Regions from separate parts of the Homo sapiens genome. Here region 2 is linked to region 1. The links are chromatin loops, found by intact Hi-C in ENCODE. Cell type or tissue: HepG2. All regions are shown on one strand. Links, peaks and the distances in the headings refer to the core of each region. The heading gives the core; the rest is flanking DNA.

Region 1 (5,880 bases), core at 1,101-3,600:
TTCTCAACCAATGGTAATGTTCAATAAGGTTTGTGCAATGTAAGAAACATTTTTTTAATTTCAAGGAAACCACTGTTTCCTGTTATTTCTGGAAAATCAGTAAATGCTGGTTTTTTAAAAGAGAAACATTTATGGAGAGATATTAAGTGTGTTTTAGCTACAAGTATCAGATCCTTGTTTATTTATTTCCCCTAAGAAACTCTGTAATTCCATTTTAAATAAATGACATTTACTTTTTTTTTTTTTTTGAGACGGAATCTTACTCTGTCGCCCAGGCTTGAGTGCAGTGGCACACTTGGCTGACTGCAACCTCCGCCTCCTGGGTTCAAGTGATTCTCCTGCCTCAGCCTCCCGAGTAGCTGGGACTACAGGCGCACACCACCATGCCTATCTAATTTTTGTATTTTTAGTAGAGATGGGGTTTCACCATGTTGGCCAGGCTAATCTCGAACTCCTGACCTCAAGTGATGCACCCGTCTTGGCCTCCCAAAGTGCTGTGATTGCAGGCCTGGGCCACCACACCCAGCCAATGACATTTACTCCCAATTAAGGTTTCTGCCTTTTTATTCCCCCAAGTCAGCAACCCATGGGAAGCATAGGGCTTCTAGAATTTTCTCCACCTAGATAAATAAGTTTTTGGTAAAGATTTCCCTTTCTTGAATAACATCCATAATCTCCAGAATACACTATCTGAATGAACTATTTTAGTCAGAAAGTCCAGTGTGCTGCCTGTTTTATGGTAAACTGTTGGGATCTTTAAAATAAAGATTTTGAATCTATGCAAAAACTGTTAACCTCATATTACATAATTTGCTTACCTATGTAAAGGTATGTTCCCATGTTACATTCAATACAGGTATTTCCCTTCATTGCAAAAGTATAATCTACTTGGTGGATTTTATTCAATGTGAAGTATATACATGAAGAACTTTTCATTATGTTCCAATAAATATTTAAGGCTGTCATTTGAAGATTTAAAAAATCAGTAAATGCATAAACATTTCTATGCTTGCCAAAATCTCTTTCACAGCTCTGCTAAGCACCATGGTTACTGACATGAACAAGTTAATGTTGGGTATTTTAAAGATCCAAGTAGTGCAAAATCAGCCAGTCTGTCACACTGGTAATTTACCATGAAATCAATAATTACTTTTGTTTTGTTGGGGGTAAATGGAAATAGAAAAACAAACAGAAGAAAATTCAGCAATGGAAAGATTCTAAGATGAAAAAGCAATAACTAGTTTGCTGCCATCTATGATACAGCCATACCTATAGGTTTTCAACATACTTACTTAAACAATGGAGTTCCACAAACAACACATTTATATATTCCAGGATCTTTGTGATGTGTGTATTCTCCTTCAAAGGCACTGATAAATAAACAGATCATTTAAAAAATTAAAGTTAGCATTATTTCTTACAGAATGTATTTGCTTAAAATATATTTCTCTAATAAATCTTTCAAGGGCTTTTTGTACTAGAATGAAAACAAACCAAACATATGGAAATCTGAACTTTACTAATATATTTCAAATCTATATAATAAAATGTGCATATAACTACTCCAAACTAGTGCAAGTTACATAAAAAAATCAAGCCATCTAGTTATGTAATGCTTAGAAAAAGATTTTTTTCTATTAAAAAAAAAAGCCTGTAGTTTAGATTCACAGAAAGAACATTACATAAGATTTTGCTACTTTACAGTGTGCAAGAGTATATACCAGAAAATGCAGAAGGGTCCAAGACTTCAAGTGGAAGGAGTCTTATTTTTTGGTTTGAAAAGGAATATTGCAGCTTTAAGGGAATATTTTTCTAAGTTAACAATCTTAAAGGCTAGGAGGTCATTCAGCTAATACAAATCAGCTGTGCTAGCCCAACAAAAAGTCTATGTGCTCTGCAGCTTGTTTTTATTATCCTTTCACCCTCTTTATGAGGTCCAAATTTTTTATAAACAGAATTTTTAAGAATGACCTAATCTCTGGTTGTTTGTGTGCATTAAATCATTTTGCTAGTCATGTACACAACAGAACGGATAGAAATCCTCGCAAGCTGAGACTGAAGTCCACTGCTAGCTCATTGTATGCTAAGGTTGGACTTCGTCAGAGATTCAACATTTGGTAAATTCAGTAAACAGTAGATACTGTGACAGGAAGAGAGTGTTGCCTGTTAACAGGGATCCCATGTGTAGTAGAGAGCTCTTTCAGTTCATGAATGAAAACAAGAAGTTACATCATTAATAAATTTGGATCAGAGGTAAGCTACGGTCTTACGCCAAGCTCCATGGTATAAATTAGACAACAAAGTCGTCGGACCTTGGCAAGTTACCTTTGAGCTGGAATCAGCTGAGAGAGGCTTTATTCACTAAAAACAGTCTTGGAAGTGAACAAACTCTTTTTTCAGGACTTAGGGCGAACTTCCAAGGACCAAAGCCATGTGAGGGCAGTTATTGAAAATTTTTGACATTCCAACCACAAATGAGCCAATAAATACTTTCTCCACATGTGCTTCAAAAAGAAATTGGAGTTGGGTAGAAAAGAACTAAATTATGCTACCTTCTTTTTGCAGCCAAAACGTCTATACTTACAATGGCCACCTTCAAAATTTCAGCATCCTGGCATAGTGCCAAGTCCCTCATGGTTTTGCTTACTGTGATGTCTTCCCAAAAAATGTACCTAAATCGCTGTTACTTCCACACATTTTGTAGTAAACTAAAAACAGGCCCTTAACAAAAGCTTTGTGACTTTATATCAGATATGCAGTATTCATTAAATGGAGAAAAGAACAAATAAAACTTAGTCTTAACCTAAACAACACCATTTTAACCTTTTCAAGGATACTAATTCATAGACTTTAGCAAGTAAGTATAGAATGCTTTAAATTAATTGGCAAGGAAAAGCACTGCAGAGGGCAGGGGGAGAAGAAATCTAGCTCTTAATGACTTTTTATTAAAGCTCACCTTACCTTTCGGTCCCTTTCTCCTGAGTGACATGGTACTGCAGGGGTGTTAGCCGCTTCCTCAGTTCCTGCTGGGAAAAGACCACCTTACAGTTCTTTTTATCCCTACACGACCCTGAAAAGAGAGAGGATATGGGAGAAGAAGCCTTTTTAGCTTGAATCCTAAATAATTGCTTTGGCTGACCGCCACAGCACAGCTTCTGCAGTCACTTGTCAATGACCAGACCAGTCTCTAATGCACTGGAAATGCTTACCTGAACTGCAGCTGATTATTTCTCTACGTTTAAAATGAATGTTTCTTAAGATTCAGATGATTCCACTGGAGCAGTGACAATATGCTACAGCCAGTCTCTAGCATGTGATACTAAAAATTCACTGATCATTCACAAGGTACATGCTTTATAACTCCCAGTATCCTGAAACCCTTTTTTTTTCAAATAAATTCAAAAGCATAAGTCTATTTACAAACATTTATACTGTATATATAAAATGATGGGCATATTATGTTAAACCGTAAGTCTGCAATAATTTTGCAACTTAGTAGAATAGCCTGAAACCATCAAAATTCCATTTCCATTGTGGATGATTTAACTACCATCCTATTTTTGAGCCCTAAAAATATATTTTTCTATGACCAGGAATTACTGTTCTCCATGATTCCATCAGAAACTTCACTAGATTCTGTATACTCCTTCAAAGTATAAAGATTCTGTATATCTCTTCAAAGACTGTATCTTACCATGTTAAATGGGCAGCAAGAAACTTTCAATAAACTACAGGAGAAGGCATTTTCACTAATGCAGATTCAAGAAGTTCCAAAGAAAGAGTGGGAAAAACAGAAAGGGAGAAAGACAAAGAAAAAAGGAAATGTGAATATTTTTAGAAACCTACATTTTCTTTTTGCAAAGTATATCTAGGAAGACTTTACTGATTAACTGTATTTGAATGGTGAAATAATTCTAATGTGATTCTAATAACAATGGCAGCTTTTATTTCAACCTATACAGCCTGCAGTAAAATGTTCAGACAACACCTGTTTATATGTAGTATTTTATTTTACATGAGCAAATGACTGAAAAGAAATATAACTCCAGGACAGGGTAGCCATTACTCACTGCAGTAAAATTGCTTTTCTTTGCCATCCATCACAGTGGGAAAGAGGCCTGCAGATGGTCCTAAATGTAGAGAGTTCTTGCCATGTTTTGAAGTTACTAGAAGAAAGCTTGCTTAGTTTCCCAAATACTAAACGCAACTTCTTTTGAAATATAAAGAAATATGATTAGGAGTGGAAATGCTTCCCGTTTTTTTTACGTTCAAGGTACCTAATGTCATAGTATGAGATCGCTGACCTTAAACTAGGAAAATATTGTCTAGCCGGTTACCCTGACTGTGGTGTTGAAGAAGGATATCAGCTTGCAGAATCCGGGCCACCAAGATAGAGCGGTTGATTCTCCACAAGAGAAAATGGAGGCAGCAAAAGAGCAAGCCAGACCCAAAGAGCAAGATACACCTTGGAGTGGGCCTGCAGGTTGTCAGACAGCACCTCTGCTGACCTTCCACAAATACTTCAGCCCTTCCCTGGCCTGCAAAGATCCACAGGCACAGCAGGCATGTCACTAATGGCATGTTGATCTCTCATCTCACTGGACCCCGTCTTATCCTAGGCTTTATCCAAATACCTACTACTTGTATTTTTGCTGTTATCAACGGTTAGGTAGAAATGTTTCCCTGAGAAATGTCTGTCCTATCAGAACAAGCCTCTCAATAGCTTGAATGCAAAGTGGCTCTTTCTTAAATAATCAGTCAACAGTGATAGGTGAGTTTCTGCTTAATTCAGTACAGACTTCTTAAAAATTATTTTATTCTCATGTGTTTGTTGGAAGGGTTGTATCTTAGTTAATACTGTCACAAAATCATTAAATGCAAACTTAACATGACAAAATGACTTGGTTAAAATTATTCTTTTCAATGGCATAATTAAAATATGTACAATTAAAATCAAACAATTCTATCCAAAATATTTTTGTTAATATACGTTCATTCATACAAAAAGACCAATTGTGTTCCCAAAGTTGAGAGAACTAAGCTACCCATCTGTATGTCATTTAGTACAAGAGAAGCAACTGCAGGTTTAAATTACATGGTATTGGATTGCAATTTCCTAACATTGGATGCTTTTCTGCCTTTTTACCTTGAGTCATTTACTAAGGAGTGTTCATAAAAAGTAGCTTAAAGCACAGATGCTTGCAAATCATTTAGGCAAAGATGTTTCTCTCTTTTTCATTCTCCCTCTCTCATGAATCTCTCTTTTCCGAAGAGAATAAAACCGTTGGTCAGTATTGATGAACCATGTCAAGTATTTGTACAAGAAAAAAAGGTAAAATTGAAAACATCTGATTGAAGTAAATAATACAAACATAAAAGCTTTACTAGTGAATGAAGGGTATTGAAGAGACTTTATTTCATAGATTAGAAATTACTTTTGATCTAAACATTCTTAAAAACAGATTGTTTTCCACTATGAAACATCTCATTAACTGTGCTACAGAGACCTCGTTTTAATGGCAAGCCTTGAAAGAGTGCTGCTGTACTCCTTTGTTAGTCTCCGTCTTATTTGGGAGGGGAATAAAGATTTCATTCCAGCTTTCTTTGTTTGTCTTTCAAGAACCACTAAAGCAGTATTCACACAAATTTTGTAGGAATGTGCCCTATGTCATAGCCTACAAATTATTTGGTTTTGGTGCACTTAAAGGTCATCTTCCAAATTAGCAAAATTTTTTTACATCCTGGCTTTTCAACCTTAAGTATAAATATTGTTTCCTAACTGTAAGTGAGGTTTGTCCTTTAAGAAATACTAGTGATTATTTAAAGTTGTCAAACTTTGTACATTTTCATTCTTTGGTTATACTATATTCTCAAAATAAT
Region 2 (5,880 bases), core at 1,171-3,670, 180 kb before region 1:
TGGAAGCTGGAAATCTGAGTTCAAGATGTTGGCAAGGTTGGTTCCTTCCGAAGGGAAGGATCTGTTCCAGGACTGTTTTTGGCTTATGGATGGACATCTTCTCTCTTCACACTCTCTTCCCTCTGTCTATGCCTCTGTGTCCAAATTCCTACTCCTCATAAGGACACTAGTCACACTGGATTAGAACCCACCCTAATGAGCCCTAAGCCCTTACTTTAACTTAATTACCTTTTTAAAGGCAATTACAAATACAGCCACAATGTGAGATACTAGGGGTTAAGATCTCAGCAGATGAATTTTTTGTAAGGGGATGGGAAGGGGTACAATCCATGCATAACAGATCCACACTAGACTCTTGAGGCTGGATCTGGGGCCAGGCTGAGTGAGCCCTGCTTTAGCAATGACCCCATCTCCGAAGCCTACAGTTCATGCCCCTACTGCTCTCCTGCTGCCACAGCAACTTCTTGCACCCACTTGCCTGTCCAGGAGTTGCCTTCCCACTGGGGAAAAGCTCATGACGCTTGTGCCTCTTTCAACTCTGAAAGGTGGATTATGTCTCAAATCCCTGGGATAATTACCGCTCCTTTACAGTCATTGGAGGAAGAAGTAAAAAAGGTGAGAAAAAGCCCATGAAAGGGCATGATGTCACATCTCTTCTGGGCTGTTCTTTCTTTTTTACTTACTCATTGGACTACACTGAAGACAGGGGGTGACAGCATGTGGCTTGTGCCTTTTGCCTGAGTTCAAATCCCCTTCTTAATGAAGCCGTCCCTGTCTATCTCCCACCCACACTCCCACCCTGGCAGAAAAATCCACTTTCTCCTCTGGATTCTTGCATTCCTTATACATGCATTTACTTGAACACTGACCATATCACTATGATGATTTATGTATCTGTCTATCAGTGTACACCTTGTCCGTGAGAAGAACAATCTCTGTGTCCCTGGCATCAAGCACCCATGACACATTTATCCAATGTTGAATGACTAAGAGTGAACAATGGTCCGTGTATCTAAGAAGGTGTTAGTACTAATACAGTACAGCCGTGGTAGAAAGCCCAGTCACTATGTGTGTAACTTCGGGTCCTCCAAGAAGCAGACACCAAGACAGGGATTTAGACACATAAGAGGTTTACTGAGGGAAGTGTATGTGGGAGAGAAAAGGTTGAAAGGAAGATGAGCAGAATACACAGGGAGAGGGAGGGGAGGACAGAAGGGGAACAAGGTAGGAGAAAGTCGCAGGCTGTAGCACAATTCCCAGGAGCTGCTGCCAGGCTGATGGGAAGTCTTTGAGCTAAAGTCGTTGCTGGAGGAGTCCTAGCTCTCAATGAATGAGCTTGTGTTGGCATCCATACCACGCTCCATCAATGGCCTGGAGCAGCCCACAGGAAGCATGGCCTTGGGTCAAGCAGAGTAACATGGTGAGAATGTGGATGTGAACTTAGAGTTTGGCATCTGGGGTAATCAGCCAGCTACTCTCCATCACTCTCCCTGAAGCAAGGGGTCTGAGTGTTACCAATTCATGGCAGCCACAGTACAGAATACTAATAATAGCAATAATTAATAATAATAATTAGCACTTACCAATATGATGCTACGTGTTTTCTATGTATGATCTCATCACCGCTCACAACAACACTAAGAGGTAACCCATTTGACAAATAAGGAAATGCAAGCATAAGGGTTTCTCCCTCCAGAGCTCTCTCCACTGAGCTGGCCAGAACCCAGTTGGCATCCATGTCACTCAGCTATCTGATGCCAGGAATAAACAGGGGATGGCAAATGCCTACTGTCAGCCTCAGCCTGCCGCCAGCAGCAACTCAGTGGCTCTGCTAGCCTCTGGACTCACACCACCCTTCCATGGCTCAGCGTAGGCCTGAGCCTGTGCCTACATCCTTGCGCACATTTTGTGCGGTCCTCAGAAATGTGCCTTCTGAGGTCCGCCGATAGGGAGAGTGTGCGCTGCTGCCTGCGCTAACAGGATTGAGCTTTATATGACAGGAAGACTAATATGGGCCCTGAGCCATGTGCTGCTGGAGAGGAGTGTGGATGCTCTTTGTTAAGCTCCTGGGGTCTGGAAGGAAGCAGCTATGCTCTTGTTTAATTCCATATGAGCAGCTTTTTTATTTTTACAAATAGTCCTCTTGCTGTTAGGGAGTGAGTGAGCGACATAAATCATCATCATGTATTTGGCAGCCAGGATTTCTTGGGCATGGTCCTCATTAAAGTCTTTAGTTGCAGGGTTCCTGGAGAACTTCCTTTGATATCTAAAAACATCAAACTGAAAAGGCCGTGGTTATGAGGAGGAGGAGGAGGAGGAGGAGGAGGAGGAAAGGGGGTGGAGAAGAGGGGGCGGAAGCTCACGAGGACCCCAGAATTGCTATTGGGAAACAGCAAGGCAAAACTAGGACTATTATTCACAGTTACAAAAAAAAAAAAAAATCAGGAGCAGGAGCAGCAGGAGCTATAAAACCACCCTGCTGAACAGAATCCAATATGCCGAGACAAAGAGAGAAAGCGGCACAGGCCAGGCGGGAAGGGTGGGTTCTTTAGGTGATTCACAAAAAAGGGAAAGTTCTCTGAGCCTTTCCCTCCCCAGACCTCAGCCCAGCAGGCCCTGGCCGTCAATGAACTAACCTTTTCCTAAGGCCTTGTCTCCCTGCTGGGCGGGAATCCAATCCCCGGGCAAAGGTCACTGAAAATACCATCACGCTGTTGGCAGTGGCTGTTCATTCACAAAATGAGCCCCTTTGTGATAAAAGCGGGGAGAGCAGACCCGAGGCTTGTGTGCATTCCAAGCCGATGGAGGAGAGCTGCCAACGCGCTCGTCAGTGGGAGCACATGCGGCTCACTTTACACGATTGATGTGGCCCTGCAGAACCATGTACATCGAATTCCTATAAATCAAATCGCATTTTAAATGCACCAGGGGAGCCGGCCATTTAAAGGAACCCTGCAGTGAATCCTTTTGAAAAGTGAAAAATCACTGCTGAATTGATCTATTTTGCCACGAAGTAACAAATATTTACTGAGTGCTTATAATGTACCATGCAAAGTACTAGGCGCGGTGAGCGTTTCTTAAAATGGAGTGTCCCTGAGCCAGGGAAGAGCCCTTGGAGAGGGTTGTTTTGGGTTTTGGTTAAACCAGGATGAGCTAAGTACAGAAGCAGGAGGAGAGACTCCAGCTGGAGCCATATCCTCATGTCACGGCTAAAGGATCCACCAGTTGGTCTCCCTCTGGATAACCAGGCGATATTTCTCATTCATGATGACAAGCAATGCTTAGTGTCTTTTTAAGATCCGAAGGAGGTTATGGCCAGAGGCCCAGGGAAAAGGCCAGGCCCTCCTACCAGGGCATACAACCTGAGTCAGTGTCTGAATCAATATCCACCAGTACTGGCAATCAACTCTTTCTGTGGTTCTTTCTAGGAAACTCACTGCCAAGCTTATTCTTTCTGGGCTCCTATATATTGTTTGGTATACATAGAAAGAGATTTGCATATAACTTGAGTTAATCATATCTGCAAGACATATATAAGTTGTAGCCTCTAACATTTGGGAAATGCATCGTGCTTGAAAACACCTTCAAAAGAGACCCTAAGATAATTGAGGCTGTGGAAAAACAAAACCAAACAAAAGCATTTTCCTGGAATGAACCTGGGCAGACTCAGGTATGAGACTGCCAGCATTGGAATCCCAGATCTATCATGTTATTATATGACCTCAAGTAAGTTATTTATCAGCTTCATATTTTAGTTTGCTTACCTGTAAGATGGGGATAAATAATAGAACCTACCTCAGAAAATATTTGTAAGGATTAAATCAAAAGTGATTTTACGTCTAAAGGCTTAGTACATGCTCAATAAATGTTCATTATCATGACTTTGTAGTTCATTTAAAAAGTAAAACCCTAGGCATACGCTGCATAGTTTTAGAAGTCTGACTGTTTGGTAGGAGCTGGTTGTCAATTGGATGAAGCATCATAAAGGAGGGACAATACGTGCACTAAAATGTTGCCATTGTTTGACTTTATATGTCTCCAAAGGAAAATGAACTCTGTGCAATCCAAGCAGTGTTTTTGCAGACACTATTTAGAGAAGCATCTTTGGCATTTAGAATGGAAAAGGGATCTTTTAAAAAGATCACCTGGTCTAAACTCTTAACTTCATAATGAGGAAAAACAAAACAAAACAAAAAAACCAGAAGTAAGAGATTTAGCCAGGGTATACATCTTGGCTAAAATAATAATAATAATAATGTCTATGACCTTCCAATCCAGGATGCTTCCTGGTTTTAAAAAGGGTTTTCTCCAAAGCTAGAATAAGATGCAATGTGCTTCATCAGATCACCTTTCTTTCCTTTGGTAAGTATCTAGGTTATGAGTAGAAACTGTCAACAATCCCTCTAGATACAATCGGTGGGCAGGGCAGGAAATAATATACTGTCTCCAGGAAGAGAGAGAAAATAGATAGGTAACAGGTTTCGTGATAGGGTTCTTGTTTTTAGGGGTGAAAGTTTGTTTCAAAGTTCTAAGGAGAACTTTGATGTTAACAGTCCTCATCTGACAAAATCGGTAAAGAATACAATGAGATGTTGGTGTTCCGCTGACACAGTGTTGGTGTTTCCCACACATGGAGGAAACTTGTCGCTGGACAAACGTAGATAACATTCAAGGCACCACCCCACCCAGCCAGGAATCAGAGCAGGACAACCGGCAACAGCACACCAGTTCTACTCACATGGACCATTACAGAGGGGGGATTGTTACTACTCAACCTGAACCTCTTACCATGAGCAGAGAAGATTTAGTGGCAATAAATCCACATTGGCCAAGCAATTGTGGATTTATCATGAACAGAAAGAATTTTTTTTTTTTTTTTTTTTACCTATAGCAACTCTGTAGGCTGCACATGCTCCCCAGATGCCGTCTTCTTAAATGTTCTTTATTAAAACAGAATGTACTGAGATAATGTCTCTTGGAAACCTCTCAGGCAAAGCACAGATCGCAGGGAATTCCCAGAGACCTTCCCTTGCATCTGGATTGAATCCACGATGCCTTGAGGAATCTCCCTTCCTCTCCAGGTCTTCTAAAACATGTCATCCCCAGCACTGAAGCAGAGACTTGAGCTCATTTATAACCAATGACAAGGTCATCTCTGGGCTGGGGCTCCCACCCGCATTTTCTTCCAGAGCATGCCTCCATCTGAAAGTCTTTCTCATCCAACGCCCCATGAGCTCCATTGGAAAAGTGTCCCAGCTACATTTAACTGTGCTTGAAAGTTAAAGTCACAGCATTCAAGGTACAGTCAGCCCACCACATTCACGTGTTCCCTATCTGCAGATTCAACCAATTGCAGATGGAAAATATTCATAAACAAAAAAAGCAAAACAATAAAAAATACAAATAAAAACAATATAACACAACAATTACTTTACATAGCATTCACGAGATGATTTAACGTATACTGGAGGATGTGCCTAGGTGATATGGAAATACTGCACCATTTTGTATCTGGGACTTGAACATCTACAGATTTTGGTATCTGCAGGGTGTCCTGGAACCAATCCTCTGCAGATACTGAGGGGCGACTGCATACACCAAATTGAACAATAGACAAAATGATGTCTCCAGTCAAAATAGAAAAAAACAAGGCTTGGACAACCCGGCCCCAGAGCCAGACAAAATCAGAATACAGATGCCAACATGAAGAGTTAGACTGGCAAAAAGTGCAATTCAAAAGTATAAGTGACAAAAATTCAAAGGCAGTTGGAAATGCTGCAGAAGGCAAGGAAGAAAGCAGTGCATCTTCCCTCGTGGGGGCACTAGGAGGTGACCAGCATAAGAGTTGAGACAGAGAAATAACTGAACTGAGTTTATCTC

What was found. Peaks named below come from ENCODE experiments on the same cell type or tissue, not always from the same donor. Only the 100,000 strongest peaks of a DNase experiment are listed, where the experiment ranks them.
Region 2: it touches region 1 in a loop (6-fold over the local background); 1 of 110 quality-filtered maps calls a loop at or near these places.

What each region holds. Positions count from the first base shown.
Region 1 is chr12:65,324,016-65,329,895 of GRCh38, reverse strand. It overlaps MSRB3 (methionine sulfoxide reductase B3), which reads right to left. Exons shown (of 7, transcript NM_001031679.3): 3 at 2,962-3,070; 4 at 1,293-1,370. Among named protein-coding and RNA genes, the nearest start is that of MSRB3, 48 kb to the right of the region's middle. In HepG2, for the core only: no CTCF peak of the experiment used is centred there; a DNase peak (open chromatin) is centred at 2,095; H3K4me3 peaks cover 866 bases.
Region 2 is chr12:65,507,615-65,513,494 of GRCh38, reverse strand. The region is part of intron 2 of MSRB3-AS1 (MSRB3 antisense RNA 1); the gene reads left to right. Among named protein-coding and RNA genes, the nearest start is that of LINC02454, 92 kb to the left of the region's middle. In HepG2, for the core only: no CTCF peak of the experiment used is centred there; a DNase peak (open chromatin) is centred at 2,694; H3K27me3 peaks cover 310 bases.